Regions from separate parts of the Homo sapiens genome. Here region 2 is linked to region 1. A link is a loop called in an ENCODE intact Hi-C map of the cell type or tissue named here. Cell type or tissue: chondrocyte. All regions are shown on one strand. Each heading gives the region's core, and the rest is flanking DNA. Links, peaks and the distances in the headings are about the cores only. Region 1 overlaps SLC24A3 (solute carrier family 24 member 3). Region 2 overlaps RALGAPA2 (Ral GTPase activating protein catalytic subunit alpha 2).

Region 1 (16,798 bases), core at 5,506-13,505:
TGAGGATGTATTTGGGCAGAGCTTAGAAGGATTAGAAGATTTAGGATGTGGGGAGCATTTGGGGTTCTTCTCTTCATAGGGATTCTTCCCTTATTAAATGCCCTCTCAAGGAAGGAGAGCAACTACTTGAGTAGAATAAGGAGAATGCAGAATATTAAAGCATGCCACTAGGATCTGGGGCTGATTTTATGACCCTCACTCCCCGATTCAGTTCACCAGGTTGATCCTTCCCTGTTTCTTGTTCATTTACATTTTAGTCTTGACTCAAGATAAACTTTTCCAAATAGTGGAAGTTAGCATTACTTATGAAATGCAACATTCACAGCTTTAACCAAATCATGGCTTCCTAGTAGTTCCTAGGTTGTGATTATTACTGAAAAATAAGCTAACCAGAAATTTTTCCATTGAATTTTTAAAGCTCAAAATGAAATCTCCTTTTCAACAGACGGTGCTGAAACAACTATATATCTATGTGCCAAATAATAAAATTGAATCCCTACCTCACACCATATATCAAATGGAATCTCCTTGACTTCCCTGGAGTTCATAAACTGTTTATTGATTATATTACTGATTTTCTACTTTCAAAAGAGTGGTCTGCATTGGATGTTTGTATCCCCAGCATAAAATGATTTTTTTTTTTTTTGCACTTATTACAGAAACAGCAGCATTTGGATGGAAACACAACATGACACACCTTTCTCCAAAGTCTTCCTAACCAAGTCTCCCCCAAGAGGACTCTTGTGCATGTCATGGCTATTGATCATAATAAGCCAGAGTGGTTTCTTCTCCTGCATTTCCCCCTTGACTTCAAGGATAAAGTAGATCTTCAATTTCAAGACTTAATGTGGCCCTTGTATAATTCCAGCAGAATGACCAGAGTGATCCAATTATGTCATCTTCAGGTGAAAAACATGAATTTGGACCAAACATCCACTAAAGCCTGAATTTTTGTTTTCATGATGTCACCGTGTCAGTAGACATTGAGATCTGGAAAGAGTATACTTTCATAGCTCTGGGAATTACTGATAGAAGAATAATGTTTAATTTTTTTTGTTCTCTAAAGAGTATTGGGAAAATGTCAGAAGGGGAGGAAAGGAGGAGAGATCATTAGGAGAATGATTTATGGTGTGCTGAATCGAGTTGGAATTTCAGGCCTGATATCCATGTCTAGTCAGGAAGATTTCAAAGTTAGTAAGATAAACTGGTTTGCTTCTGGGGTGAGTTTTAGTTTTGTTTTGAAAGTTTTTGATTTCACCTTCTATGATTGTCCCCTTTAATCAAAGTAAAATAAGAAATAACATCATGGATCTGAAGGACATTGAAAGTTTCTCATTCTCTGCTCCTGCCTGTCCCTCCCTCACTGGAGAGTCATCCTGGTGAAAATATATTATTCAGGGATGAATTCTTCAGGTTGTTTAGAGCCCAGGTTTTTTTTTCTTCTTCTTTTTGATGTCTGTTTTTTAGCCATTGTCTTCTAGTCCTCAACAGAGGGACAAAAAGCAGTTAAAATTCAGATAGTTCTGATTTTTAATTCCTCATAACTTTGATAAGAGGTCAATGGGGAAGTGAAACAAGCTGAGGAGTAAACCAGATGGACTGCCAACGGGTTCATCAGACCCCTGCATGCAGCACTCTGAGTTGGGCTGAGGAGTATCTTCATTGGCATCCTTGTCACGTATGACTGAGTAGAGACAGAAAGCCACTAAATATTTTTTAAGGAAGTTAGGTTGTGTTAACTGCGAAGCTTTTGTTCAGACCATGATATGCAAGTTTGAGTTCAGAGCTGAACTTCTTGATAACAAGAGAAGACTGCATTACTGAAGGAACCAGTAATCTCCCATCTCCACCCTTTGCTCATGAAGCATTTATCTCATCTTGAAAATAAATGCTGAATTAATGTTTTTTTTTAATAAAAATATGTTTCGGGGGGCACCAAATTACGAGGTTATTCATGCCCTCGTGTCTCAGCCTGGACCTGAAGTGTCCCTCTAATTCATGAAAGGTAACTTTCACTGCTGGTGAAAGTGAATGCAAAGGCCATGGAAGAGCTAAACATGGATTCCCATTTATTCAACATGCTTTTCATGGCTTGAGTATGTGCCTGCCCCATACTGTGTGCCATGAAGAAGACAGACATGTGAAAGGCTCAATGTCAGCCCTCATGGGGCTTCCTGTGGTCAGGATATGAGGGTGTCATAAAGCTGTCCCAAAACTTCAGGAATGAATCTGGACAAATAACCATGTAAAAAATATTGTCATTCTGGAAAACAATCTTTTATATAACTTTTCTAACACTGAGAAAAATCATCTAAAGAAGAACTTGAAATGTTAACTTGAAAAGTATAGATTTAGGTAAAACTCTAAAACCTATAGGTTAATGTACAAAGATGTCTGTGGTGTCACTACTTACAACAGTGAAAGGTTTGAATCAACATAAGTGTCCAAGAGCAGCAGCATGATTAAGTACACTTTGGAATATACTGTAATAATAGGTCACCTTGAAGATGATGTTTCCAATGAGATTTTGAGGAAAAAACGTTTGATATAACAGGAAGTATAAAAAGCAATGTATAAAATTGCCTACATAGGATGATCTTTGCTATACAAAGTAACCTAGAGAAAGAAAAATATGCTGAAATGTTAACAATAGTTATCTATGGATTAGACTCTGGGTGATTGTCATTTAATCCTCTAGAGCTACAGGGTCCAACAGTCAGCCACAAGCCACATGTGGCTATATGAATTTCAGGCACAACACTAACCTAATTACCTGGATCCTTCTTGCATCCAAGTGGGTACATGTAACTTATGTGGACAGTGGGATGGGAACAGTTGGGACAGACACCACTTCCAGGCCTCATCAGAAAGTGATCTACACAATATTCCATGCCCTTGCCTTCTCTGCTTTCTGTGTAGCTATGGGAGAAGGACTTCAAGATGGTAGAACCACTGGATGGACTGTGCCACAAACCCTGAGTTTCTGCTTGGAAGAGACATGAGAGCTGCCAGGATGGGAACATCTGCAGTGGAATTTGAGTAAAAAACCAATCCCGTGTTGGGCTACTCCAGTGGAATTTTGGGGTTTTTGGTAATACAGTAGCTAGCAACACTTATTCTGAAAAATAAAACCATAATTTGACCTTCTCTGCGAAAGTTGTTGACACAGCAGGCCTGGTTATTTAATCCTTGCATACCTCCAGGAGAGTCCTGAACCATGGTTGACCTTTGGCCAACCCCTGTGAATGTGACCCTTGGGATGCTACAATTGATGACATTGGTTTGTACCCCAGAAGCGATAGGCCATGCTGTACCAATTTGTCACGATCATTTCCCAAACTTTATAATGTCTACCTGGTATCTATGCTGGGGTTCTGAGATTCAGGCATCATGGCTGTTCATGCAGCAGGAATGTGCCTACTTGACCAGCCCTCCCCAAAAGCCTCAGCCTCCAGTGGACTTCCCTGGATAGAGACATCTCATGCATGTTTCCTGCAAGGGAGAAAGCACTTCCTGTGTGACTCATTAGGGAAGGAATTAGAGGCCTGCAGCTGACCACGCTGGGCTTCTCCTGATGCATTTCATTTTCCAGCTCCTTTTATCCCATATCCTGTGCTATAATAAACCTTAGCCATGAATGTAATCTGTGAGTACTCCTGAAACCCTGAATTAGAGGATGGTCATAGGATGCCCAAAATAATTCCCACATAAGATATTTCTCCAGGAATATAGAGAACATATCATCCAAAATAAGCACATGCTTTCTGCACAGCCCTTATATATCTTACCATCTGTTACTACCATCTGTTGACATTCTATCCTAGACATCAAATTCTTGTGAATTTGGCTGATGTGAGTCAATTCATAAGAGCCTGACTGCAAAAGTCTCACCCTGTGGGCTGCAGAACTTAGAAGAGTTATTTGGAATTCTGTGACCCTCTCCCCCTCTCCCCGCCAGGGCGTTGCCCTTTCAGTGGCCAGCCTGGATGGCATCTCTCCAGTGTTTCTCTGACATGAATCACTTAGCCTGTAATAAGGTGAAGCAAGTCTAAGTACACTAAAGTAGGGGTTGGCAAGTTATGACCCATGGGCCAAATTTGGCCCACCAATTGTTTCTGCATAGTCCATGAGTGAAGAATGGTTTTTACATATTTAAATGGTTGGAACAAAAATCAAAAGAAGTGTTATATATCATGACATATAAAAATGATATAAAATTCAAACTTCGGTTTCTGTTAGGAAAGTTGTATTGAAACAGACATGCCCGTTTGGTTATTTATTGTCTATGGCCGTTTTTCTGCTACAGCAGCAAAGCTGAATAGCTGTATAAACATCCTCTGGCCCACAAAGCCTAAAATATTTAGTATTTGCCCCTCGACAGAAAAAGTTTGCTGGCCCCTGCTCTAAAGTCCTGAATGTCCCTGCAAGCCTGACTAGTAAGGCCTTTGACAAGGAGAATTTGTTTCCCCCTCAATATTACGATTTCTACACCCCTTTTTCCCCGAGACAAAGACCCTGTGGCCAAGGCTGTTAAAACACAGTCACGTAGCCCTGGATTTCAGGAGAAGTCCTGGAGAAAACCACTTACGTAGGATCCGTAATCCACAGCCAGGGTCTGCAGAGCCCAGGGGAGACCGAGGCCAATCAGGATGTCAAACACGTTGCTCCCAATGGAGTTGGACACAGCCATGTCCCCCATCCCTGCAGGGACAAGAGGTCACTTAAGAGAGGGAAGGGAACCCAGGGGCCCCACACAGGACTCTCCCAAGCCTTTAGTCTCACAGCCAGAGAGTGGTTCTGCAAGCTCACATATGTGCTTCTCTTTCAAGGCCATCACCCATGTGAAAGGATGACATGAATTATAAAACAGAGAAACACACGTTCTATTGAATGGTTGACCTTTACTTCAAATATCATCACTGATTGAATATAAGTGATTCAAAAAACCAAATACAGTGATAGGCTTTGTGTCTGTGTCCCCACAAAATCTCATGTGGATTGTAGTCCCCAGTGTTGGAGGTGAGGCTTGGCGGGAAGTGATTGGATTATGGGGGTGGTTTCTTATGAATGGTTTAACACCATCCCCCATTGGTACCGGCTTTGTGATAGTGAGTGAGATCTCGTGAGATCTGGTTATTTAAACATGTGTAGCACCTCCCCCCACCCTCTTGCTCCTGCTGTGTAAGACATGCCTGCTCCCCGTTCACCTTCCACCATGACTGGAAGTTTCCTGAGGCCTCCCCAGAAGCCGAGCAGATGCTGGCATGCTTCTTGTACAGCCTGCAGAACCATCAGCCAGTTAGAGCTCTTTTTTGATAAATTACTCAGCCTCAGGTATTTCTTTACAGCAATGTGAGACGCACTAATACAGATGGTTTCAAGGATTCTGGAGATTCTGAGACACCCTTATGGAAAGGAATAAACTCAACCATTCTAGAAAGTGACTCCCGAGCTCACACCTGCATACTGGGTCATCTTCCAACTGCCCTGTACTGTCTCCAGTCCTTCTTCGGAATAACTGAACAATAGTGTAGACAACAGTAGAGCTTCATGAGGATGTCTATGGGACACTGAGCTAAGTTTTGTAGCTCAACACACATTTGTTTGAAACAAATGCCCTCCAGCATAAATCAGGCAGATGCGTCAGAATGAGTGCTACAGAAGGGTGTGGCCATCTGGGGAATCTGTTTGGGAAGGTAAGCTGTGAGCCTGTGAGCTTGGCTTTGAAGGAGGGAAGGATCTGTCACACTCTGAAAACTGACCTCTGGGACCTGTCACTTAGAGGGCACTGCAGGTGGGTCAGCCTTAGGGATGAGGTTTGTCCTCTCTAAGCCTCAATTTTCTTGTCCATAAAATGGGGGTATGATTGTGCTTATTTCACAGAGCTGTTGTTTAAATCAAATAAGATAGTGCATCTATCATGTTTTACTCAGTAAAGGTTAGCTGTCAGTACATTTCCTACTACTTTGAATAATAGGAGGATGGTGATACAGCCTCCAGAAGGGGCTATGGGTGCTACCTAGGAAATGTCTTTGCTTTCCTCAAGGGTAGGACCTTCTGGATTATTTCTCTGTTCTTCTGAGCCCAGGAAACCTTTCAACCAACACGGCATCACCCTCCCTCCTTCCAAACCCTGTTAATTACCAGGTGGGTCCCCCAGGTAGAGAGGCCCGCCTGCCCGCCTGACTTCCTCCCTTCCTTCCTTCTTTCCTTCACTCCCTCCCTCCCTCTTTCCTTCTCTTCTCCCTCCCTTTCTCTTCTCCCTCCTGCCTTCCTTCCCTCCCTCCCTCCCTCCCTTCTTCCCTCCCTCTCCTCCTCCCTCCCTCCCTCCTTCCCCATTGCCACTGGAAGTCCCACCTTGTCTGGCCACAATGAGGCTGGCCATGCAGTCAGGCACGCTGGTCCCAGCAGCCAGGAAGGTGATCCCCATGATGACGTCAGGAATCCCCAGGGTGTAACCAATGATTGTGACCTAGAAGGAGCAGGAAGAGGTGGTCAGCTGAGGGTCACCTCAAGCCCCACCTGCCCATGATTCTTCTGATGGAGACTCACAACAGGCTATGGTCTGGGCTATCTCTGTGGGGTGCAATGTCTGCTCTCTGTATCAATACAGAGGGTGACAAACACTATGTGGATGCCGACCGGGGCTGCAGGTCAGGGGACGGTGCTGTAATAGGACCCAAACTTTCCAACAAAACATTGGCCTTTTCACTTGTTCTCTTCCGGTGAGGCGGGTGGTTTGAGAAGAGAAAATAGAATTTCTGGGAAAAAGGCAATATTGGGACAGAATATTTGAACTACGGGTGGCCCTGAGGCATCCAGAATGGATGGATGCTTTGCTTGGAATTTGAGCGTCCATGTCAGGGAGGATGCACAATGGGAATTTAGAAGAACTGCAAAGGGGCTGGATTTGACAGTATCCATACTTGTTAGAAAAGGCATAACTCTAAGGTTGGGCACGGTGGCTCAGGCCTGTAATCCTATCACTCTGGGAGGCCAAGTTGAGAGGATTGCTTAAGTTCAAAAGTTCTAGACCAGCGTGAGCAACATAGTGAGACCTTGTCTCCACAAAAAATTTTAAAAATTAGCTGGGCATGGTGGTGTATGTCTGTGGTCCCAGCTCCTTGAGAGGCTGAGGCAGGAGGATGGCTTGAGCCCAGGAGGTTCAGGCTGCGATGAGCTGTGATAGTGCCATTGTACTCCAGCCTCGGCAACACAGTGAGACCCTGTCTCACAAAAAAAAAAAAAAAAAAGAAAAGGAAAAAAAGGGGAAAGCCATAACTAGCATTTCCTTTTCTCTATTCCTTGAAGCTTGGTAGCAATTTGCTGTCCTTGTCAACATCTTCTTCACTATAATAGCTTCTGGGGACCATCATCTTAAGTGAAACAGCTCAGACACAGAAAGTCAAACTCCACATGTTCTCACTCATAAGTGGGTGCTACGTAATGTGTACACTTGGACATGGGGTGTGGAATGATAGGCAATGGAGTCTTGGAAGGATTGGGGGCAGAAATGTTGTGTTTCTACATCTCAATTTCCTCCCTGGAGACTGAAAAACAGGAAGGCCAGAGGCCACCTCAGTTTAAATTCAGCACGGAATGAAGTGGGGTGGGTGACGAGAAATTACTTAATGGGTACGATGAACATTATTTCAGTCATGGATACACTAAAGTCAGGACTTCGTCACTTCCATCACACAATATATCCATGTAACAAATTTACTTGTACCGCTTAAATTTATGCAAATATAGAAAAAGCAAATGCAAGCATGCTTAAAAAAACAAAAGCAGTTGATGAGGCAGATGATGAGGGAGCTGGTGGCAAAAAAAGAGGTAAGTGGAAAAAGAGACACATTCCCTGCATGTGGGCCCAAGGAGAAGATAACTCACAAGAGTTGAAACTGTCAGGTCATTTTAGGATGCCACTGGATCTCCCTCACTTGCCATAAAATTACAGGAAATGCAAAGCACATGTTGTAAGGAGCACATTCTTCTCACAGTTCCTCCTGGGCCAGCCCTTGAGAGACACCTACACCCGGAACCCTGACTTCACTCCAAAGGCCACAATCGCTCCTTCCCTGTTCAAAGATTGGGGGGATGTGAGTGAAATCCATAGAGATGCTTGCCTTGCCTCCTTTCAGACAGAGAATGCAGCTCATTTCTGTTCAGTACTGAGCAGAACTGAACAGAATTTAACCTGGGGTGGCCACAGGGCTTTCTGACTTCCGGTCTCCAGGGAGGAAAGTGAGCTGCAGAAACACACGCTGTTTCTATTTTGTCGCTCTGGATCAAATGGAGCTACCAGCGTCCTGGCCAAACCTTGTTTTTCCTTTTTAACCCTCAGCTCAGTCCCTGTAGGAACCTGGTTTGGCTCAGCCAGTCTTGGCCTCTGGTTCATCATTTTCATGATCATGTTTGTGGCTGGGTCTGGAGTTCAGGGGAGCAGACTGCTCAGGTGGCTGGGACCAGGTCTCCGGCTTCTCCTAGTTTTCTCCCTACTCCTGGGCATTGATTGGGACTTATTAGAACCTCCACTGGAGGAAAAGGAAGCAAACAGAAGGAAGTTGAACCTCAGATGAGTCAGGTCAGTTAGCCCGCTGGTTAGGGGGCTGCACAGAAAATCATGTAGCACCTTAAGGTCAGGGACAGCCAACACTGTCCCCCAAATCCAGATAGGAGGTGGCTCTTGGTGCATATGTCAGATGAAAACATTAGTGAATGCAGGATGAGGGAGAAACCCCTGGCTATAAAACTTGGGTTTTAAAAAAATGTTTGTGATATTGAGGAAAGAGATGATTATGAATTAGTTGTGTCAGGTTTACAAATTTGCAACCCATGTAGCAAAATTTTTCTGGGTATTTTTGTTCTTACCAAAATATCTTTTTCATAACCTTCTTTTTAGCTCTTGAGTTTAATTCTCCAGAATTTATATTACATTTCTATCCAACACTCAAGGCAAGATTAATTTGGATTTGCATCATTTTGCCATGCTTTTTAATTTCTGTCCAATCCTAATGATTTGGAATTTCTCCCCAGTTAAAAAGTATAGCCATAAATGGGTAATGCATTCTGGAAGGCTGGGTTTCCTAAAATGGCTTTGTTAAGGTCAAAGCCACTGAATCGATGTCAATCAACTAATATCAGTCAATGTCAATCAACCAATGTGAATCACTGAGTCATTATTTTAGCCTCAGAAGGGACCCTTGAGTGATCACCTCATACAATGCCTCATTGTCTGGCTGAAGAAACTAAGATGCCGATAGGGATTGATCATCATTTCCCAATTCTTTGTGCCTTTCCTCCATGTCCTTTGCCCTGTGACATGGCTGTTCTTCCCACTGGAGCAGGTGGAGTACACTTCCCCCATGCCATTGATGTGGGGCTTGGCCAGTAAAATGTGTGTGGACGTGATGGTAAGTCAGGGCCAGGCGAAGATCCTGGAGGCATTTCGTGTTTCCACGTACTCTCTTGCATTCTAATGATGCACTGTGAGAAGAGCATACCCCAGGTAGCTAGCCTCTGGTACAAAGAAAATGAGCAGACACGTGGAGTAGACATGGACCCCACCTGCTGCCTGAATCAAACATGACCACCCTGAAGCCTGAAGCAGAGCTGCATAGCAGGTCCCAGCTAAGATTAATGAATCCACAGTCAACATGAAGACGTGTGAGCAGGAGAATCGATGCCTGCAATTCTAAACTACTAAGTTTAGGAGTGGTTCGTTGTGCAGCTTATTGTAGCAATAGCTGACTAGTACAGTTATCGGCTGAAACCCTGACTCTTATTCCCTTCTTTATTCTCTAAAGAGATTTAACAGTGCCATGGGGTCCCGATTGCACTCACCATCCACACCATCATGTAGGAGAAGGCTGCGATCCACAGCGTGGAGGAAGCAAACGTCACCATGAACCATTTCTCCCAGCGCGGCTTGTTGCAGTTGGGTACAGTGAAGTATAAGACGAAACTCAGCGGCCAGGTGAACGCCCATTTCACTGTTTCCAGTTTACCCGCTGGAAAAATGAAAAAGGCCAAAAAGAAATAAAAAAAAAATAACAAAGAACCCCAGTTAGCTTTATTTCTTTGCTCTGCCAAGTGTCTGTACTGCTTTCCCCAGAATTAAACCTTATTATATTGCTCTTTTTCTAAAACATTCAAATGACTTTCCATCACCAACGAAACCTGACATGCAACACCAAACAGAATTAAAAAAAAAATTACCCACTGCCCACCTGCTGATTAGGTCTCCGAAATGAGAGGGTGAATCACTTCTTAGTAATACCAGGCTAGGGGGATGGTTTGGCAGATGGCCAGGTGGGAAAAGAGAGGAGGATACTCAGGTCAAAAAAGAGGTGGAATGTGTGTAGGTGCAGGGGGTCGAAATGGGGGTGGGGAGCTAGGAAGACCTCCAGTGGGCTTCTGTTTTCCACGTTTTCGCCCGATAATAAAGCGTCAGCGGACGCAGCGCCACCTGGTGGAATTTCTCAGCATCGTCGGTCAGCGCGCCGGAATCTTCAAAGAGGATTTGAAGGCTCTCCCTAGACCTGTATTACTAACCTGATTAACTGCTAATTCACCTCTAGAAATAAATATGCATACATATTTCCATGTATTCCTCAATGCAATCCAGATACACAGTGCCTCTACCTTCCAGAAAGTTTGCTGTGCCTCTTTCTAGTCAAACCCTCACCCTCTACCACCATAGATATTGTTTTTACTGTTCTCCAACTTCAAATAAAACCATATAGGATGTTTTCGTGCCTTCCTTCTTCTTTTCAACATAATGTGATTGAGATTCATTCATGTTGCGTGATCCATTCCTTTTAATTGCTGTGTAGTATTCCCTCCTATGAATGTGCTACGATTTGTTATCCATATGGCGGTGGGTGAGCATTTGTTTGTTGCCAGTTTGAGGGTATTACAAGCCAGGTGACTATGAACATTGTTGTACAAGTCTTTTTGTGGTCATGTTTCATCTCTCTTGGACGAAGACCCAGGAAAATTGCTGAGTCATAAGGTGGGTATTTATTTAACTTTATAAGAAACTGCCAGTTTTCCAAAATGATTGAACCATTTTATATTCCCACCAGAGTTAAGGAGGAATTTTTATATTATAACATTTGAACAGTAATTAAATGTTTAATAAAATGTATTTTATAATTTTAGACCAGTATCCAGTATTTGTTTCATATATCCTACCAATCTCCAAATAGTTTCTTAAAACTGCATAGATAGAAAAAGTATCTAACATTATTTCTGGCACCCTCTGGCCTCTCTTAAAGGGCCGAGGCACAGTGTCTATGGGAGGCAGAGGGGTTTCTCATTAGATGGTGCTGGGCTCCGGTCCCTGCTCTGTGGCTTATGAGTTGAAAGACTCAGTTAATTAAACTCTCTACACCTCAGTTTCTTCATCTGTGAAAATGTGTATACAGCAGCACCGAGCTCACAGAGTTGCTGGGAGAATTAAATGAGATGATATTAGGATGAGGGCTGGGACAACATGAGCTCACAAGTCGTTCCTGTCAAAATCCTGGGAGTCATTCTTGATCTTTCCCTTTCTTTTATCCCCCACAGCCAACCCTGGCAACCTGACAGGACATTCCCACCATCTCATCATCCCCACAGCCTCCGCTGGGGCCAGGTTCACCAAGGCCTGGCTGACAACCTGGCTTCCTACGGGGACTACTGCTCCAATGCCTATCCTACCTCCATCTGTTTGCTACCAGTAGCCAGAGGAAAGAGTCTCAAAAACCAAATTGTTCTAGAACCTTCCACTGGCCTCCACTGCCCTTAGAGTAAAATCAGGTCTCCCCACCATGGTCTGTAAGGCACTGCCTGATTTTGCCGCACCTGCCACTCTCCCTGCTCACATACTCCCTGGTCTTGGCTAACTTTCTGTCCTCAGACACTCCAAGCCTTTTCCTGCCTCAAGGACTTTGCCCTCGCAGGTCTTCTGCCTGGATCTTCTCATGGCAGAATCTGCCCTGTCACGCAGGCCACTTCACTGCTCGAATGTCACTGAGCCCTCAGATAAATCTAAATATAACTCTCATCATCTCACTCCAGCTTTTCTATTTGTTTCATAGCAAATATTTTTATTTGTTTCATGCGAATATTTCCTGTCTTAAACCATCAGGGTTGTTTCTTAATTTATTTTCAGTCTCCCTCAAATTAGAATAAAGTCTATGAGAACAGGGGTCTTCTCACTTGTTTAGCACCTGATTGAAAGGCAGGGATAGTGCAGGGCTTATATTGCATTTTCAGTAAATATCAGTAACAGTAGTAGTAATAATGTTATTATGAACAATCTAATCAGACAGACCAAAGAAAATTACTTGGTTTTGAGAATCTAAGGCTATCCAATTTACAAGTACAGAGTAAAGCAAACAAACAAAAAAAATAGTAAGAAAAGAGAAGTGTTTTCCTATTAGCTGCTATGAGTCTTGTTAGATTTAAGCTTTGGAGATGGTCAAGTGAATGATGAGAACATAGAGACTGTGCTTGCTTTGTAAATCAAGAAGCCTGGCTGAGAGTTGTTTGGAGAGGGGCTTCCAGATGCTGCAGAATCCAGGATATGGCCAGCTCTTTGGATCCCAAATGCATCCTGGAATTTGGCACATTCCTAAATCCCGCAATGTGCTGATAAGGCATTTACCCATGTGGAACCTCCTAGAATCCCCTCAACGGCCTTCCATATGGCTGATGCCCTCAAACGGACAGAGTAACTCGGTTTAGTTTAAAATACACACCCAATCAAAGATTACGAAGAAACACAGGAAGAGGAAGAGAAATGATCCCAACTTGGCTCTTTCACATTCTTCAGAAAATAAAAAAAAAGAGGGAAGAAAAAAATGAAGTCAGAATTTACGAGTGCAAGAGCTTGGAAAATGATATTGATTAGACAAAGTTGTAAGAAGTGTAAGTTAGTGCCAGTGAATTTTGAGTTTTTATCAACTGCTTTAAAAATTTCTGACTGGACACTGGGAGGGCATTATATCTGGAAAACATCATTTTCAATGACATATATGCTTTCTTTAAGTTATTGCCCCTTTGTAACAACAGAACCTTAAAAGCAGAAATTCAATGAGCATTATCTGAATCATATATTTAAATGTAATGCAGCAAATATAACAAATATAAAGGTGTTTTTTAAAAATGATTTTGAGGAACAAAGGCAGTCAAATAAAGATCACCCACATTTTAGCTGGTCTTAATTTTCCTTTTTTTTTTTTTTTTTTTTTGAGACAGAGTCTCACTCTTTTGTCCAGGCTGGAGTGCAGTGGTGCAATCTCAGCTCACTGCAACCTTTGCCTCCCAGGTTCAAGTGATTCTCCTGCCTCAGCCTCCTGAGTAGCTAGGATTACAGGCGTGTGCCACCATGCCTGGCTAACTTTTGTATTTTTAGTAGAGATGGGGTTTTGCCATGTTGGCCAGGCTGGTCTCCAACTCCTGAACTCAGGTGATCCGCATCCTCCCTTTGCATCCCAAAGTTCTGGGATTACAGGCATGAGCCACCACGCCCAGCCCTTAATTTCCATTTCTGAATAAAGGGTTTAAAAAGGTTTCCTTTCCTCTTTGAGTCAACAACATTTCTGGACATTTTTCCATCTTCTGCTCTATTACCATTGGGTCAAAATAGAGCAACAAGGGGGATAGGTTTATTCTTCATTCATTCATTTAATAAATATCTGTGAATGTCCTCTATGCCATTTTGTGCCAGGCACTGCTGCAGGTCCTGGGGGTACAGCAATGAATTAAGAGAAAAAACTTCCCTGACCATGGACCTGATGTGTTGGTGATTACCTGATTTCACAAAAGTCAGCCAGCAACTGAGAGCTGAAGCCAGGGGCCGGAGCTGGCCCGTAAGCATGATAGTATCCCTTTGAGTTGGACTTGGCTTTAACAAGCAAAAGGATTTGTTTCTAAATTATGTTCCTCAGTCAGCTTTGAAGAAAGCTGAATTCTATCAAAGAGAGAAAAAGTTATTGCACAGTATTTTAGACCTAGACCTAAACATATACATTTGTTCCGATAATATCGGCAATAAAAATGTACACTGTTTTAAAGTAAAAAATACAGAAAAAACATAATTTTGCTTTGGAAAAACCTACTTATATTTTGGTGTATTTCCTTCTAGTTTTTCTTTCCCATGGAAATGTGTTTACCTACATACACATGAAAAGGTTTCTTTTGCTGTCTGTCAACAATAAGGCTTTCTTCACCCAAGAGATAACAATAGCTGCACGTTTATATGTATGTATGTGCATATACCAAGTGTAGATGTATATGTGTATATTGTGTGTATATAACCTATAATATAGTATATACATATATAAACATAAATATGTTAATATCTGCACATATATTATACATGCATACAATATATTAAGTGTACACAGTATACATGTGCATGTTAACACTATGTTATATCAATCTTAAATTGCACACTGTACATATATGTACATATATGAACTCACAACAGTATTCACATACTCCTAAATAATTACTTTCTTGGTAATCATCATACCCATTATAGTCAAGTCCTGAGAGAAGAAAGCACTGTGGCTGGGTGCCAGAAACAGGGTACTCATGCCTTGCAGAATGACTATGAGAGAGAAAAATGTCCTCATCATGTGGACGGATCTTTTTCAGTCCACAGGAACTTGACTTGATAGGAACCCATCTGGGGCTCCCAGAACTGACTCCCTGGCTTCTCAATGCCCTCTGCTGGCCGGAAGCACCCGACAGGCTTCTCACCCATAAGCAGAGGCCTGCCTGCCCCAGGAAGCGGGCCTGGCTGGACATTCAGTCCCCTTGCCTTAAAATGGAGTTCCTAATTCTGGGCCTGGGATTCCTTAGCAGCTGGTGGAGGGGAAGAGACAGTTGTAACTGGGGGAGCCCACTCTTTTCAAAGGCAGACCCGGGCTCTGAATCAGGCTTTCCCGCATCTTAGAAGAACTGGGAAGATTGCTGAGTGCCTCTAGGTCTCTAGCCTCTCCGTGCTCCAAGTGTGGCACACAGACCAGCAGCGTCAGTGTCACAGGATGGGGGGCAGCCGGTTCTTGATTAGCAATGCAGACTCGGGCCTCACCCTAGACCTCCTGAATCAGAACGTGCATTTCATTAAGGAAGCCCTGGTGAGAAGGGCTGCTAGAGAAGAACTTGGAATTCTGCTTTCTATCTTGGCAGCTGGGAGCCCTTGAATGACATGGAGACCCCACGGGATGGTACGACCACACAGAGTATCGTCTCTTCTCTCCTGTCTGTGCTTCAGGAAGGACACAGGAGGGGATGTGGGGTTCCTGAGCCTCAGGTGAAGCATCTGTTGGGGGTGAGATGCCTGCAGCCATGTCTCCTCATACACAGGAGCCCAGAAGGTGTGGCTGGAAGGTCTGAGGCCTCCATCATCTGCAACCTAATCACAGTGAGACAGAGGGTGGCGAGCACGAGTTTCAAAGACCTTGAAACCCCACAGTTAGCTCTCATCCAGGAGAGAAATACGGAACCAGGGATCTGAAAGGGGTGCTTGGTCCCAATCAGTAACGAGGCCCAGGCACTGGGCCAGACTTGGTCTCATCTCACACACACATCTTTCATTGTCCCCTGGAGGGGTGCACTTGGGGATTCTGGGCTCCCAAGATGCTAACATAGAACTTGGTCACTTACAGAACTTCCACTGGCTCGACTGTTTAATTAGTGAAAGATTTTAGCGAAATAAGCATTACTGGAGCTTGGTTATGGCCAGCTAATGGCGGACTCTGAAAACAGGGGTTGAGTAAGTGGAATTCTAGACACAGGTCCCTAAGATTCTCAGGGTCTGTGAGTGGGATGAGCTATCAGCCTCGTGATTCTGCTGTGTTGTATGGCACAGTTGACCTTTAGGTAGAGAGATTGTGCAGGTGCCTGATCTAGCTGCAAAGAGTCCTCAAAAGCAAAAGGGGAGCCAGAGAGATTAGGAATGATGGCGGGAAGAGCTCCACACATCCAGGTGAAGGTGGAGGGGCTCTGTGGCTTTTAGGAACAGTGGGACATCCCCAGCTGACAGCCATCAAGGACCTGCACAGCCGCAATGAACCGGTGCCTGGTAATGATTTCTCCCAGAGCCTCTGCAAAGGAATGTAGCCCTGGCTACACCTTCATTACGGCCTGTGAGACAGAATCCAGCAGGACTTCTGACCTACAGAACTGTAAGCTAATCAGAGGGTCTTGTTTTGAGCTGCAAAATATGTGGCATTTTGTTATGCAGCAACAGAAAATGAATGGAAGGGTTTACAAGGGAGGAAAGGAGTGTTTTGCCATTTAATCCTTAAGATGTTTTTGTCTTGGTTGATAGGAAAGGTTGCCAAGAAATATATCTGATGGTGGCAAAATGGATAAAGAACGAGTGTACATTTTTTCTATGAAGATAATGTACTAACAAGTAATGATTTAGCTTTGGGTGGGAGGTAAGGGACCTGGGGGAATAGGAATCTGGATGAATATTTTCTGATAAGTTCTTGAAGAGGCTGAGATCTTGGGTGCCCTGAGTGGGCACAGGGGCATCTCTGGTTCAAGTTTTACTTGCTGTCCTCTGGACAGAAAGGAGCTCCCCTGGAGCACAGCAAGACCCTGCGCATCCAAAATTAACACAGGACTCTGACACTCGGCACCATGTCCTATCATTAAATGGGCTTTCAAGTCAATCAAACGTTTCTTCAGATAATCCTGCACATTCAAACATCCCGAAGAGGTTGCTGCACATGTATACTGAGCCTCACACACTTGACAGTCCATGTGAATCAAACTAGTGTACTCTTCCCTG
Region 2 (16,798 bases), core at 5,705-13,704, 870 kb before region 1:
ATTTTAAACACCCGTATAGCATTAAGTAGTAATAAAACAAAAAGATAGCAGGCTAGCATACTAGGCTGCTAATGAAAAATAAAATAAAATAAATATTGGGTATTTTTAGGGTGAACGTGAAATTGTCTGAAGTCTCTTAAATTCCCATTTTTAATTAAGTGCTCCTTCACTGAGGAACCCTCTACATGTAAAATGTCAGCATCTGTTCTGTCACTTACGCCACCAGCAGAGTAATTTTGGGCAAAACATTTCAACTCATTAACATTTTTGTTCATAGTAATACTGAGGAAACTCATACAGGCATCTCAGAAACTCCTAAAGAAGTCAGCGTACCTTGATAATTTTATGGAGGATGTTGCCTAGGATTTTATCATTGAGGCATGAATTTTTCTGAGTGTAAAGCAGTACTGAAGCAGATTTTCTATGTGGGATTCTTTCATAAGTAAGGGCATATTCGTTGGCAGGTTGAAAAGAGGTGCAGGTGATGATGAGGTATCTGTCTACATGTACTTGGAGTGGTTACTCAAGCAAATCTCCAGTGTGATTGGGATGCTGGGGACCAATCTCTGTTTTGGATAGCTACATTTTTGGAGTGAAGGTTTAACCAGCGATGAAACAAAGCTGTAAATTATCTAATCCCCTTACTTTTTTTTTCTCCTCAAGGGATTGAAAAATGCCATGACATCCTTTATGAGAAAAATAAATGCCATATTATGCTTCTTGTTCACTTGGGGGCTCATGTTGATTCATAAGCATTTATTGATGCTTCAGCATACCTTTTCAGACTAACAGATGCCTGATATTGTACTTACTTTACAGAATTAGGATGATGAGTCTTTCTTCCGAGGTTTTATAAAAGTCAGAGAACCCAGAAGGCCCATAATTAGGTTTTTTGCACTCTGCCTTTCAGGCACAGTGTGTAGGAATTCCAGTTTGGATGATATTTGCACATTTTGATGTGTCTCCTGAGTTGAGTATATGATACTCTTGTGGGAACTACAGGTGTGTTTTCCTCTAAGAAGGAACAGTGCTTCTGTGTTTGGGAAGGCCTTTCCAAGACACCATGTGCCATCATTATTACATCTTTTTTTATGTGTGTCTTGGGATCTTTCCATCACTAATTTAATAAGCATAGCTTATTATAGTGAGCAGCCATTTTTGGACCTGCCCTCCTTTTCAGTTTCATTTTTTTCTTGCCTTTTGTTGCCCTTGTCATTCCTCTACTTGAGTTCCTCAGATCCAGAGATTGTGCTTCAGTTTCTTTGATTAGGCCTTAAAAATGCCAACAACATATACACTCGAGATGACACTCAGTGGGGACTGATAATTGCCTAGAAATCAGTCCGGCTTTATTTGTATGGGGTGAAGAAGAGAACTTTGGGAATAATTATGTTAATAAATTAACACAATGTGTTCTATTCAAAAATTAGGAAAAGAATAACAGAATAACATACATGTTAATAAAAAAGGAACTAATAAAGCTGAGAGCATACATGCATGTACTAGAAAGCAAATAATAGTTAGAAGACAACTAAAAATTGTTCTTTGAAAACACTAATAAAAATAGACAAACAGGCAAGACTGATCAAGAAAAAATGTTGGAGGTGAAAAGGGAACAACTACGAAACCAATATAAATTTTTAAAATAATACAGTATGCTATTCAAATAGATCTATAAAAATAAAGGATAATTTCTAGCTTTACTAAACCTTCATGTAAAAGAGAAACTTTACCTTTTTCATCCCATTCCGTAGAAAGAGAAACTCACTTCTGTTATCTACCTTATGTTACCTTGAAACAAACCACACAAGGTCAGTATGAAAAAAACATAATTAGAGACCATCTCACTTATAAACATATAAGCAAAAAATTCTAAATAAAGCAATAATAAATGAGATTGAAGAATGTTGGAAAAATATCATACATCAGGGCTAAGAGAAGTTCATTCCAGGAATGCAAAAGAAAAGCCTATGAGAAAGATATCCAATAGATTCCAATTGAGGAACAATCTATAAAGCCAGTACTCCTTAAAAACCATGAAGGTCATCAAAAACAAAGTTTTAAGAAAACTCACAGTCAAAAGGAGGCTATGGAGACATGACAGCTATTTGTTATGTGATATCCTGGATGAGATCCTGGAACAGAAAAAAGAATTACCTAAAAACTAAGGAAATCTCAATGAAGTGTAGACTTTATAATAATCTTTTAGTATTGGTTTGTTGTAATAAATATTCCATTCGAATATAAGATGTTAATAGTGGAGAAATTAGATACGGAGTATATGGAAACTATATTATTGTCACAATTTTTTATAAATCCAAAATTGTTCTTAAAAAATAAATTTTATTTTAAAAAGACTAATTCAGGAAAAAATTACCAAATATAAATGCATTAAAGCCAACAACAAAAATTATAAAATAAGTGGCTTTTAAAAATAAGCAAGAGAAATGAGTAACAAAGACATAAATTATAATAATGCATATTATTAAAGACAGTAGAGTGAACAAACACAAATAGCCCCACTTATTCTCCAAACCGTACTTAAGCCACATTGAAAGGATTTATATTAAATAAGACATAAATCCACAAGGACAAAGATGGCAGGAGAAAGACAGTAGCAACCAACTTCTTGAAGTTGCAGAACAGGTGGCCTGTGGTAAATTAATTGGCAGACCTGAGAATATTAAATCCTGTGTCAGTAATAGGGGAAGCCAAGAAACAACCTGACTTAAATTAATGCGGGTTCTCTAAAAGGGTTAGAAAATTTCCCATACCAGGTAGCTACAAAAGTAGGAGGTGATGATGGGGCTAAAAACAGGAAGACTGTAAGTCTGTTTAAGAACTAGTTAGAGCTCTGTTGCCACTGGCCACTGCTTTTTCACCCTAGAAAATGGTGAAAGTAAATTAGGCGGGTTCTGGCTTGGAGTCACCAACACGTCTGAGTGCAGAGATGCTGTCTTGAAAACAGAGGGATTAAAGGAGAGTTTTCATACTCTTTGAGCAGGAAGAGAGTCTTTTGAATTCCAGGAAAAAAAAAAAAAACAAACTCAACATACATATATCTGAGGTTCTTCAGGAACACAGTGAAACTGACCAAAGACCATGCCTGCTTATGGTTTCTGCTTCAGTTCAGTCCTGAGCATGTAGAGCTGTCAAATATGTTGTTGGAGAAATGAGTTTAAACTTGAGGAAAGAAATCTAGGCCAGAAATGGGCATGTAGAGCTGTGAGTATATGGATGGCATTCAAATATGTCTGGCAGTAAATCTGTATGAGATTAAGAGGGGCATGAGTATAGATAGAGAAGACAAAAGCTCCAGGGCTCTTCAGTGTCCACAGTCTGTGAGATGAAGAAGCACCAGCAAAAGAAGACCAGGTGAGAGTCATACCTGGGGGTCAAATGGTTGAAGCATTTCAGAAAGGAGACATGATTACCTGAATCAAATGCTGCTGAGGACTGGACATTGAGCACTACATTAAACAACATGGAAGTCTTTGGTGGCCTACTCAAGCACCATGCCAGTGGAGAAGAGGGATAGAACACATGGGGGCTGAGGCTATGACACATGAGAACAGAGACTGAACTTTGTGCAAAGGCTGCAGGTTGGAGATGTGGAATCCAGAATTTAAAAACTGAGCTGCGAGAGATTAGAGGAATGTGCTTGGTCATGGAAGCAAATAGAGATAGAATTGTCTAAAAAGGGCCTGAGAAGAAGCGTTAAATGCTGCAATGAAGTCAAAAGGATGAAGAGTGAGAAAATACAATGTGCAGTTAAAATGCTTGCCTCTGTTGATTATTACATACATACTATGAAATAAATTTTTTTGTTATAATACATCATTCTTTAAGTGGTGCCTGTGTGTCTTTGGCTGCTTTTCTGTTTACTCTAAAAATTCAAAGGCTTATTTTAGGAAGCTGGAGACGTACTCAAATCAGTCTTCTAGCCTTTACTCATACTAAAGCAACAGGTATCCAAAGAACAAAATTCTATAACTTAATCGGTAAAATTAGATATACATGTAAATCATTAAATTCTTCATTAACTATTTGTTTCAATGCACAGTTTCATATTTCATAATTAAATATATATTACAAAGACATTCTATGCCTTGAACTTGTTAGCACACTCCTATCTCACAGCCTTTGCTCTAGCTCTTCTCCCTAACTGACTCTTCCCCACAGAGCTGCACAGCCCATTTGCACATTGTCTTCAAGTTCGAGTCACATATCACTGCATGCTTAAAATCTTTAGTCACTGGAGAACTGCAAATGAAAACCTCAGTGAGATACTGCTGCATGCCTATAAGAATGGTTAAAATTTTAAAAACCAACAGTATCAAGTTCTAGCAAGGATGTAGAACAAGTGGAACTCTCTCATACTTTGCTTGCAGGAGTGCAAACCGTAACAGCACTTTGGACAACAGTTTGACAGTTTCTTTCTTCAGTTTAATGTTTATTAAGCATACACTTATGACCGGACCCAGGAATCTCACTCCTAGATATTTACTTAAGAGAAATGTAAACATGTTAACACAAAAGCTTGTACATGAATGTTTATAGCAACTGTATTCATAATTGCCAAAAAACAGGAACAAATCTAAATATCTACAGGTGAATGGATAAACTATGACACATCTGTAAAATAGAATATTAATCAGTAATAAGAAGAGACAACTGATACCCACAACTGTACAGATGAATCTCAAATGCATTTTGCTGAGTGAAAGAAACCAGACAGGCTACAAACTGTAGAATTTCATTCATGTGACATTCTGGAAAAGGCAAAACTATAGGAACAGAGAACAAAGCAGTAGTTGCAAGAGGCTGAGAATAGAGGAAGGGGACCAATTATGAAGGGGCACTTTTTGGAGTGATGAGATCCTCCATATTTCAATTATGGTGGCAGTTTATGGCAACAGTTGCATGAACGTATACATTCCTTAAAACTCCTTAAACCTGAAAGGGATGGAAATTTCTTGTATGCACATTTCACCCCCATGAACCTGACCTAACAACAACCACCGCAGATGTTACTCCAGCATTGAGGCTTCCCTGGCCACCCATTTCCATGGCACTGTTTCCCACCCATCCTGCTCAAGGGTCTCCCTCTTCCTCTCCCCTGATCTATAAAACCCATCACAGGGTCTCCAGGAACTGTTATGTCATGTCTTAGCTTGTTGCTCTTTTAGTTTGAAGAATCAAAATCATTTGACCTTTCTTCCTTGATCCTGCTTTTCTCTCCTTTTAAATTCTCAGCTGTTTCACATTTTTTGCCTTAATTATTTTACTTTGAATACCTAAGGTAATTTGCCTTAAAGAAAAAAGGTATGATGAAATCAAGATTGTTTACAGGGTTAACAGACATGTTTTTCTGCATAGATAGCAGCGAGTGCCTCACAGATGACTGTAGTATAATCGCCGGGGGGAGCCTCACTGGTTGGCACCCAGACTCTGCTGCTGTGTTATGGCGAAGGGTCTTGGGGATCCTCGGAGATGTGAATAACATCCAGTCACCCAAGATCCATGCCAGAGTTTTCTGCTATCTCTATGAACTCTGGTACAAACTAGCAAAGGTAAGTTCTGCTATGTTACTTTTTATTCTAATCCAGGAAAATGGTCTTATCATTTAATGTAAAAACTGTGTTTCAGTTAACTACTGAACATATTCCGAAACACAAATGGTACATTTAGACAAAGTCCATTTGATTATCAAAGAATAATCATATATAACATGACTATTTTATAAATGCAAAAGTTATTTCATTTAGTGCAAAAGTAGAATATTGCTATAGGATATTAAATACAGGATGTTAAGTCATTCTAGTTACTCTCTTTATAAAAGTGATATTGGTTGTATTGTATACAATTTGAAAAATGTAGAAAAATACAAAGAAGAAAATTAACATCAGTATTCATAGAAATAGCCAATATTAATATATAGTCTTCTTTCTTTTTATGAAAGTAGAATCTTAGAGTACATACAAGTTTTTTTTTTTTTTTTGAAATGGAGTCTTGCTTGCCCTGTCGCCCAGGCTGGAGTGCAGTGGCGCCATCTTGGCTCACTGCAACCCTCTGCCTCCTGGGTTCAAGCAATTCTCCTGCTTTAGCCTCCTGAGTAGTACATACAATTTTTATTCTGATTTTTGTTTGGGTTCTGACATTCACATGTATTAAATTTTTTTTTCAAAAACATGGTTCATGTTTGTTCAGTATAACTCATTAAAATGTTACTTATCGTTTGGAATTCAGGACCTCCCCAGCCATTAACGTTCAAGGAAAAACAATGCCTTTGTTTTGTATATAAATCTAAAACCACATACAGTAAGCCAAACATGTAATTCAAAAGGATAATTTCACAATAAAAGAGAAACTTGTAAATATTACAGGTTTTCACTTATAGAAATTAACTGAAAGCAGCTATATGGTCACAGAAGACTGTTGAAATACTGTTGGGATAAACGTAATGTTACCTACCCTAAAATTCTCCTCTTTGTGAATTAGATACGGGATAATCTAGCAATAAGCCTGGATAACCAGTCTTCTCCATCTCCTCCAGTTTTGATCCCACCACTCAGAATGTTTGCATCATGGCTGTTTAAGGCAAGTGGATATGTGTTTATTCCTTTATTGCGATTTCCTCTTCCTTTCTGAAATTGAGTTTGAAAAATGTAATTGCCCAAGACTGCATGTTTTGAAGACAGGCTGGGTCTTACTAAAGTAACTGCATCCCACATGTCCATAAACAACTCTTAAGGAAAACTGAGAAGTAAATGAAATGTTGAAATACTCTGCACCTGGGCTTGATTTAATCTGGAAACATCATCTCCTTGACAGGCGGCGACACTGCCAAATGAATATAAGGAAGGCAAACTACAAGCCTACAGGCTGATCTGTGCCATGATGACCAGACGCCAGGACGTTCTGCCAAACTCAGATTTCCTGGTGCATTTTTACCTTGTGATGCACCTGGGATTAACCAGCGAGGATCAGGTATTCTGCGACTCCTTTATTGTGATTGCCCATTAATTGGAAATAGCATATCACTCTTTAAAGACATTAGTAATATTTATGAAAATACATCAGAAGTGTTGAATTTCTCAGTAGTTTCAACTCTTTTACACACAGCAAGCACAATGGTCTTTCAAAAATGTAAATCAGGTTTCACATCCCTGCTTCTTCTCCCCACTGACTTTGCATTTGCATTGTGCCAACCAAATTTTAATTTTATTCTATGGCCTCTATGATCTAACCTCTGCCTGTGTTGTCAACCTCAAAATACTATTATAACCACTTTTTGTTTGGGTTCTGCATTAAATATGGTTTGAAGAAAGTGGTACTGATCATTTAAAAATGTTTGAAAATTGTTGTTTTAGTAGTTAGGATGTTTTTGTGAAAGACTTTACCTGTAAGATAGAAGATGAGTCCAGACATTTCTTGATAAGGAGTTATTTTAATTTCTCCCAATGCAATTTAAGTTTGGTTCAAGTTCGAACAGAAAGGCCCAAGGAGCCACTAGCTACCTCTTCCTCCTTGTAGGCCCTAGGTTTGGGAGATAGGGTGTGGCCAGACCCTGACCTTCCTCCCTTGGGAAGACTTCTGCCAGTTGAGGGAGATTACGGATAGGGACACATGGATTCTTGACTTGATTTGGGATATCAAGCAGGCAAGTGATGTGATTGATTTATGCTTCACAGAGATTCTGGACTGCATTTGGAAGATGGATTTGAAAATGTGATAGTAGGATAGAATCAGAGATTGGCCTGTAGATGGAGAACAATTAGGAAGTGTTTAATACAGATTTTAAAAAAATGATAAGAACTAAGCCGGTAGCATTGGGGATGGAAAGAAAGGAATAGAAAAGATTCAATAAATTTTAAGACATTTCATTTTATTACTAGGTTTTCTTAACCAATATAGAGGTATAGGGAGTGTTTGAGATTTACCCTTTAAATTGTAAATACTTATTAATGAACTTGAATCATTTATTAACTATCAAGTAACTGTCCTTTCTGCATTTTTTGTATTCGTTGAAGGTATGATGCAGACACACAGACCTTTTGATACCTCAGGGTACATGTAAGAAGTTATTCTCCTGATAAGCAAACTTTTTTTGTTGCTTTAGAATGTACTTGAATTTAAATAGTTTGCAGTATGTATTTCCCAATACTTACTTTGAGCTTTAAAAATCATTGAACTCTTATATGAAATAATAACCATACTGTCCTAGTGAGTAGTCTGTCATATTCATTGTGATTTTAGCAGTGTATAGAGGACATCCATGTAGCAGGCTGGCTTAGTCCCATAATCTCATTTATTTCCTAGATAAATGTAGAAATAGGAACACAAAGTAGAATTGTTTGTACTCCCTGCTCAAATATTTTACAGGCATCATTGCAAGTGGAAGCATCTTTTACAGAATGATGCAACTCAGGGTATGTGGAGGATTATGGGGTATAGAAAAGACAATTAACTCTCAGATAATAATGAACTCCTTCAGTGAAAGAAACAAAAGAGGAAGGTTTACTTAACAATACCCTACTTTAAAGAAGCCTTATGCTAATATTTTGCAGGAAAAAAAATTTACTTGGAAATAATAATCAACTATAGATCCTTCTCATTTTATAAAAACAAGTAAGTTAGCAGTAAACAATGTTCCTTAGAATGAATTTTTTAGAAAGTCACATAAATGAGTTTAGAATTGTCTTTCTATTTTAAGATGTGTTGATGTGGAAATGAAACAGTAAAATGAGATGAAATAAGAGTATATTATATAACATTTGAGAACCTGAAAAAAATTATTTTATAAATCATTTTCAAGAAATACAATTTTATAGTATAGACAAAAGAATTTCCAAATTTTGTGCTTAAAATTGTTTTTACATCTTAATGCATGTTATGTTTTTAATTAAGTTAAGGCTCAATATCTTTTATAGTTCATAGTGGAATACATAAATCTTAAAAGATGGTCCAATGCTAACAGTAATCCCAACATTCAGACTTCTAAGATGAAATGAGGATATCATAAATCTCTATTTAAAATCAGCCTATTATTTAGGCTTAGTTAGAAGCTTGAATTTTTATGTGAGTTTAATAGAGTTGACTGTTTTCTTTAACCTTAACAATTATTGTTATATATTTTAGAAGCGCTGACTGTCTGCCAAACAGAATTACTCTAAGTAAACTTTATTCCTTTGCCAGATGAAAATTACGCAGAAGACCTAATGAAAGAAACTTTTTTTCATTTAAGTTAAGAAATGTCTCTGGTAATTAGTTTAACTTTTGATCCACACGTCTAAATAGATCATAGTGGTTGTTTCAGAACTTATGTAATTCTGGAAACACATGTTATATTAATTATAAAAAGAAAAGAAAGCATTTATGGTAGAGAATACAGTTAAATTCAATTTTTTAATTAACAAACTATGTACCTGTGACTGGTACCATCTCAGGGCTTCTTTCTATTTTGTGAGAATTCTCAAAGGGCCACACTTTTATGTATCCTAGCAGCAAAAGGATTTATTTATGCAGAGAGAACCTTATGAAAGATGTCCTGTGTTTTTAAATAAATAATCATAAATAATTGTTTAAAATTGAACATTATCAGTTTTGTCTCACAAATAAAATCCAAGGTGGGTTTCTTCCTTTTGCCTCTGGGTGGCACACTTGTCTGCACGACGCAGCTTTGTGGTTCATGGGCCTTTGAACATTATGCTTTGTATGGCTTGGTTGTTTCATGAAGTTCTTTCTTAAATCTGAAGGTATCAAAATTATGTCAGTAGTGACCAATAAAGTGTTGAATTAAATAAGTTATAAGATGCTAAAAAGTATTTTCAAACATAATGATGTTCATAGTAATTGAAGACATTTTTTAGTTTAAAAAACAATTTGTAAAGTAGATGTCTCATGAGTTGTGTTCTCTGGCAATCCTGGAAAGTTATAGTTTCATCTAATATGATAGCAAATTTATTATGTAAACAGACATGACCATTTGTATCTTAAAAAATAATAATACATATACCAAACAGCCAGAAAAATGTAGTGCATTCCAAAGCAACTGTTTTTAGTATTTTTAACCAGTTTTGGTTATCCTAATAACTTATGTAATACTAACACAATGAATTTATCAAGTAGTATTTCCCCCGGTACATATGTAACATGGGTTCGTGGTTGATTGGTGTGATCGAAAACATGGTTTGAAATGGCTTTATTTTTTCCTTGACAATGAATTTTTTTTAAAAATTGATGTTAGTGGTTTACAAAATAATTAGGATTATAAACAGTTCCAAAATAACTATAAATTATGAAGAAAATTTGGCGTGACTTTCAGGGCTACCCGGCCTGCCTGTGAAGGAGTCTCCCAGTACGCTTCCCTCTGCTCAGCTGCTTTGTGTCTGAGGGTGGGCTGGTGATGGTGCTTAGGAGTATTTATTTCTTCAGCACTCACAGTGCTGGACTCTGTGCTGGGGACTGCATGATGTTGTACTATTGAATCTTCTCTGCAATTCAATTCAATAAATACCATGGCCTATTTTATTTTATTTTATTTTATTTTATTTTATTTTATTTTATTTTATTTTATTTTATTTTATTATTGCTTTTTTTTTTAGAGATGGGGTATCGCTCCATTGCCCAGGCTGGAGCGCAGTGACACAATCATAGCTCACTGGGCTCAAGCAGTCCTCCCGTCTTGGCCTCCCAAAATGCTGGGATTACAGGTGTGAGCCATAGTACCCAGGCCCCTGAGGCCCATTTTATAAATAATGAAACTTCAAAAAAATATCTAAAACTTTTGCCCAGTGCCACAGGCTAAAAAGCCTGTTAGAATTCACATACAGGCTTGGCTTATTCCACCAGGTATGTTTTCTTTTATTGATTCACAGCAAGCGTATTGGTCCAACAGCCTTGATGTTGTTTCTCCCTTCCGTTTTATTTTGCCTGGGCTCTGCCCTTGGTCCTACTCCACTTCAGAATCCTCCTTATTAAACTACCCTGCCCCAACCTGGAAAGACCTTTCCACAGTTGCCTTCTCAGTTCTTCATCATCCTTCAGTTTCTCTTCTAAAGCTGTTTCTTGTTGTTCTCAGTTTTTCCTAACACTTAAGCAGCTTTTTCACATCAGAATTCCCCAAAATAGTTTGACATGAAAGAACCTATGATTTGGATTTATTAAAAACAGTTTTTATTAATTTCATGATTATTTAAAACAGATGGAAAGATCAATATGTGTGAAATGGAAAAGGACAGTTGAGGAAAGGAATTTTATTTTCATGTTTGTAAGAACATGTATCAGAGACTGGAAGGTTTTCTTTGCTTAAAATAAGTGAGCTATTTTTTAACAATGACTTACAGATTTAATGTCTTAATGTAATTTGTCTGTTATACATCAAAGTTAAATTCTCTTTTAAATGCAAAGCCTACATTAATGTAAAATTATTGTTGCAAATATGCATATAGACATTTTGGGAAATGTGGGTCTTTGTCATTTTCATCTATAATATTGTGTTTTATAATGCACCAAAAAAGCATGAGGCCTCTCTCCAATGCAGAAGTGTTTGTTGTTCTGCCCTGAAGTAACATATTTGGATCATAACAGCATAAAGTTAAGATCTAGTGTAATAGAGTGTGATAAAGTGTATTGGTTAAGAGCATGGACCTCAAGTCAGCTTGTCTGATTTCCTGTCTTGGCTTTGTTACTTATTAGCCAAATCATTTGGGTTTGCTGTGCTCTGGCTCCCTTATCTATCGAATGAGGATAATAATAGTGCCTACCTCAGAGGGTTGTTTGAAGACTTGAAAGAGGTAAAAACATGTAATGCATTCAGTCTGGATCATGGATATGATCCCTTAGTAAGCATGAGCTCTTGTAATAATATTAAGGGTAAGGAGAAGAACAGCAACACCATCATTTATTTCTGATATCTTAAAGTGTTGATTTTTTTTCTTTCTCCATATACATTTTCTTACTTTGAACATAATGATTTGACTAAAAAACATAACTAGGCATTGTGGAATTTTACAACGTGTGGAGAAATAACCACTCCCTGTGCTGTAGACAGACATACCGATTGATACATTTGTTTTACCCATGTATGCTTATGATCCAGAAATGCTTCTTTTGTGTCCATGGCTATCGGCTCACTTTCCCTCACTTTTCACCCCACCCAATGAGCCTCTGTACAAGGAAAGCTAGAAAGCTGAACACTGCATGTCCCAGACTCCTTGCAGCTGGGTTGGCATTGACCCAGGTTCTGTCCAGCAGAGACACCAGCCAACATGGCACTTGAAGGTAGATGTGGGGAGTGGTGGGCAGCAGCACAGGGGGATCTGGGTCCTCCTGTCATGGAGGTTCTGCTCCGGCACCACCATCACTGTTGAGATGAGCAGACAGTGGGCTCTGCTGGAACAGCCTTGTGATGTGGCTGGGTGTTCCTGCTTACCAGCTTTTTCCTGGCTGTGGAGATTTGTGATTGGTTCCCTGGCACTTCTAGACATTCTCCAGACCATCTAACACCCTCATAGAAGTCTCTTTCTTCTTAATCTCAAAACAGTGGATTCTCTTGCCTGCAAGTAAGACCCTGGCTCAGCCAGTAACTGCTCTGCAAAGTGCTGTGCTGGTCACTGGCAATACATGATCAACACTGGTTCATATTTCAGTTGCTGAATGCACTTGAGCATTAATTTAATTTTTGTATTTTTAAAATTTTAGCCACTTATTTTGTAGGCAATAATATTTAGCTTGTAGGAACATTTTGCTTTCATTTAACTCCACATTTTTATGAACGTTTTGTCACATCAATGTTAAAAAAAACCATAATTTTAAACATCATATATAGAGCAGTATTCTATCACAGAAGTCAAAGTAGTTCATGATTTTCTTAACGGGTGTTACAACCCCCTCTCATGAGGTATATGATGGAATAATATAATAATAAACAGTCGTTTGTAAAAAGATCCCATGAGGCCCCTCAGTGAGCATTAAGACTCAGCAGTGAGCTTTGAAAGCAAGGTGCAGGGGTGATACTTGTAAATTGGCCATACCTGACTCTTTTAATAACCCCAGACAGCCTGTATCATGCAGTCATATGTAATAATTGCATCACCTTTTCTCAGACAAAGAATTGTTCTTTGCTGAAAATTTAGACTTGTTACTATGGAACCATATATGTTAGATAAACATAAATTTCAAAGTATATTTAAGGTGAAACATAAGTGAGTATTCAGTTCCAGGAAAGGTAAAGAATTAGGATGGCAAATTGGAGGCCTTGTTTATCTCAAATCCCTGGAAATAATTTTAATACATGTCTCTAAAGTGCTCATTCTGTACAGCAAGTGATTTTACCAAGGTTTTAATTTATAGGATTTTAACTCAACACTAGCAGATAAAGTACTTATTTGTGAATTTAAAGATCTAACTGATGTTCCGAGGATGAAATAATAACTTTGATGTGTATCAGTAGAGGAACTTTAGACCTTTAGAAGGCTAACTTTGTTAAAGCTTCATTTAAAAACAGTTTAAAAAAAACTATAGGTTTATACAACAAGTAAAAATAGGACTAATGTGGGGCCTTATTCCTAAGGTTTCTAAGAATTGGAAAATGTACTTCCAAGAATTCAGGATATAAGATGGCTTCAGAATATATTGACTTTCAAGAATAACATATGACTCTCATGGATGGCAGGCCTGATACTGGGAACTAAAATACCTTAGAGCTAGACTCAGCTTTGTCACTCACTGGCCATGGGGCCCTCACCTATCCACAAGTAGTCAAGTGAATGAATTGGGCTAGAGAGCCTCTCAGACCCTTTCCCATTAAGCATTCTTAGATCCTCTGATTTATTTTTAGGCACTTTATTATTAGGGTCACATCACTCCTTCCTAAATGTGGCACAAAGTTCAATGATCTTTTTATGTTGAATATTTTTTCCTGCCATGGTAAAGACCTAGTCAGGTTATGAGAGTGTGAGATGCATAAACAAGTATCTGTACTAACCATCAACTTGTGCAGAAGACCAAATAAGTAGTGATATACATGTTATGAAAATTGAACTGTTGAATATCCTTTTAGCTAAGTTGATTTGAAAGCAGCTCACAAAGGAGAGGGGATTTAGCAGGACTTTCAAGAATGGATAGGATTTAAATAGCAGGACAAGAAGCATGATGGAGTTTCACATCAAAGATACAGAACTTTTCAGGCTGTGTTCAGGAACAATGACTAGAGTGGCTTTGATTTAATGCCAGATATATGCGTAGAAATAATATATGGTCATGAATCCAGGCAGCACTGTAGAGAGCCTTGATTCAAAGTAGTTTTCATCCCATGGACAGTGGGGAGCTGTTGAAGGTTTTTGAGCATGATACTCCACATGACCACAAGAGCATTTTAAGAAGCTTAAACCACAGTGATAAAGTGGGGGTGAATTATAATCATGAAAGAATGATGACAACAAACACAGAAAGGAAATTATTATAATAGCCCAGGGGCAAGGTAATGAGGGCTAACAAGGACTGAGGCACAGATGGGGTTTGTGTGTGTGTGTGTCTATGTGTATAATTCATTATATGTGTATATATTTTGTATATATATGCACATATGTGTTTTGTGCATGTGTGTGTGTGTGTGTTTGTCTGTGTGTGAGAAATATGTTGGAGAGGTAGGATGTAGTACTGATTGGTAAGCATCCTGAGAAAGTAGTGTCCTGGCACGATTCCCATTATCTGTCAAGGCAAATGTTGGTTCAGAAAGGCAAGAAGATGAATTGAGAAAAGGAAGACATGTGGGCATGATAGGATAAAGGGACTGTAAGTTTCGACTCATGTCTTGATGACCCTTCCTCACCTTGGACATTATAGCATAGGACAGGCCAAATGGGTGCATCCGAGGATACACCAAGGGGTGTCCCCAAAGAATTCTTGCCTGTTAGGAATTAGAAATGTGCAGGAAAGATTTCCAGGGACATTTTCTCTGTACTTAAGAGAACATATTTTCTAATTCTGTTGGAATTCAAGCAGTTGGTATGCAAATTGTAAATGTATTTATAATTATTAAAATGGGACATCTAAAGGGCTCTGTAATTGATGTTTTTGTTAGCCAAGACATATATTTGTTACTAATTATTTCTGAAAGTAATGTAGCACTTAAAAACAAGTCCTTTTATTTTTCTAAAAATACAACTTCTGACCTGAATTTACTTTACTCAAGTTAATGAAATATTATTGAATATAAGGGGAGTTTACTGTAGCAATAAACAAAACTTCCAAGTTTGACTTAGGTTTGATTGAAGGATAATATTTATAAGGACAGGTGAGAGATGACAGTCCTCTCCTGACATGTATTGTTAAGTTAATCATAATTCCTGTTTGTGCTTATTGTACAAATTCAGAGTGATAAAATACAGAAGCTGTCATATAATTAACGTTACACCATCAGGTAGCATCCACTGCCTTCCGAGTGTTTTCCACAAGGTTTTGTGGGAATGGACAAGCCACAGATTCATCAAAATTTATCAATGAAAGTTTTATTATAACTTTATTCAGCTATCAATCGCCATAAAGACTTCAGATAGATGACTGCACCAAAAATAAATGCGAGATATTTTTTCTTTTTTTTATAGCTGTAGAATCAATAATTATTTTCATTAATCTGTAGACAGAGCCCACTTGTACCTCAATGAGGAAAGTAAAAATATGTAGGAGGTAACAGATGGCAGAGGTTTCGGTTATGAGGTTTAACACATGTGCAGTGAACTTGTTTCACAGCTTTAAAAAGTGTAAGATGATAGCATGGAGGCTGATCCAGAGAGAAGAAAATCTACCTGACAGGCCAGAAACTACAGTTTTGTTTGGTTTCCTTTGTTGGATTTAAAGGTGTAAAGACTTTCTTTCAAGTAAATGTTATCAGACATGAATATGAATTATGTATATTTAGCCCAAAATCTTCCGGTATCTAATAAGACATGCTACGTGAAATAAAGCATAAAAATAGTATAGCAACTCTCAGTATATGTGGGAAAAGGAAAGATTTTGTTCTTAGTAAACTGTTACCGTGTGATATCGTGTATCAGTTGGCATACATTTTTCAGTTGAGAACATGTTCTTTTGCTCTGAGGTTTCTCTCTGGAAGGAGACTCTACTGTGGCCTGTCACAGAGCCCAGATCACCGGAATCTTTTTTAATAGAGTCACTGGAGTGCATTCTGTCTTTTCCCAGAGAGGGTAGATGCTCAGTAGATATATTGATTGATAGAAAATGGAAGAAAAAAAAAAAGACCTTCTTCTGAGACTGGCTATTCCAAATCTACACAGCATCATGGGGAAGAATGGGTAACCAAAGCAGCTGAGCTGAGCCACTTTGGTTGCAATTTTGGCTCCAACTATCAGTTTCAAGGCAGGCATTAACTTTCTACTGTGGTGAGCTAGTCAACTTTCATTACCCTAGAACAGTGATTCTTGAGGGGCAGGGGAATTTTGCCCCCTCCAGGGAACATTTGGCAATGTCTGGACACACTTTTGGTTGTCATAAAGTGCACTGTCATTTGGTGGGTGAAAGCCAGGGATGTTGTTAAATATCCTGTAGTGCACAGAAACACAACAAAGAATTTATGACCAAAAATGTCAGTACTGCTGAGGTTGAGAAACCTTGCCCTAAAGGAGTACTTCTGCAGATGACATTGTCCTAAGAAAAGAGCTAGGTAATATAAATTAAATGACACAACTCAGTAATCAAAGACAGTATGAAAGTCTCACTCTGTTAGCTTAACCAAGGGAATAAATGCATACAAAAATTTAACCAGGGAGATTAA

The links. Peaks named below come from ENCODE experiments on the same cell type or tissue, not always from the same donor. Only the 100,000 strongest peaks of a DNase experiment are listed, where the experiment ranks them.
Region 2: a loop joins it to region 1, with 6 times the contacts of the local background. A loop is called at or near these places in 3 of 110 quality-filtered maps.

The regions. Positions count from the first base shown.
Region 1 is chr20:19,686,471-19,703,268 of GRCh38, reverse strand. SLC24A3 (solute carrier family 24 member 3) reads right to left here. Exons shown (of 17, transcript NM_020689.4): 13 at 9,844-10,010; 14 at 6,358-6,472; 15 at 4,589-4,701. Among named protein-coding and RNA genes, the nearest start is that of RIN2, 63 kb to the left of the region's middle. In chondrocyte, for the core only: CTCF peaks have their summits at 10,266 and 10,467 (motif pointing left); no DNase peak of the experiment used is centred there.
Region 2 is chr20:20,561,650-20,578,447 of GRCh38, reverse strand. RALGAPA2 (Ral GTPase activating protein catalytic subunit alpha 2) reads left to right here. Exons shown (of 40, transcript NM_020343.4): 21 at 5,380-5,573; 22 at 6,502-6,600; 23 at 6,835-6,990. Among named protein-coding and RNA genes, the nearest start is that of RALGAPA2, 140 kb to the left of the region's middle. In chondrocyte, for the core only: CTCF peaks have their summits at 9,425 and 9,647 (motif pointing right); no DNase peak of the experiment used is centred there.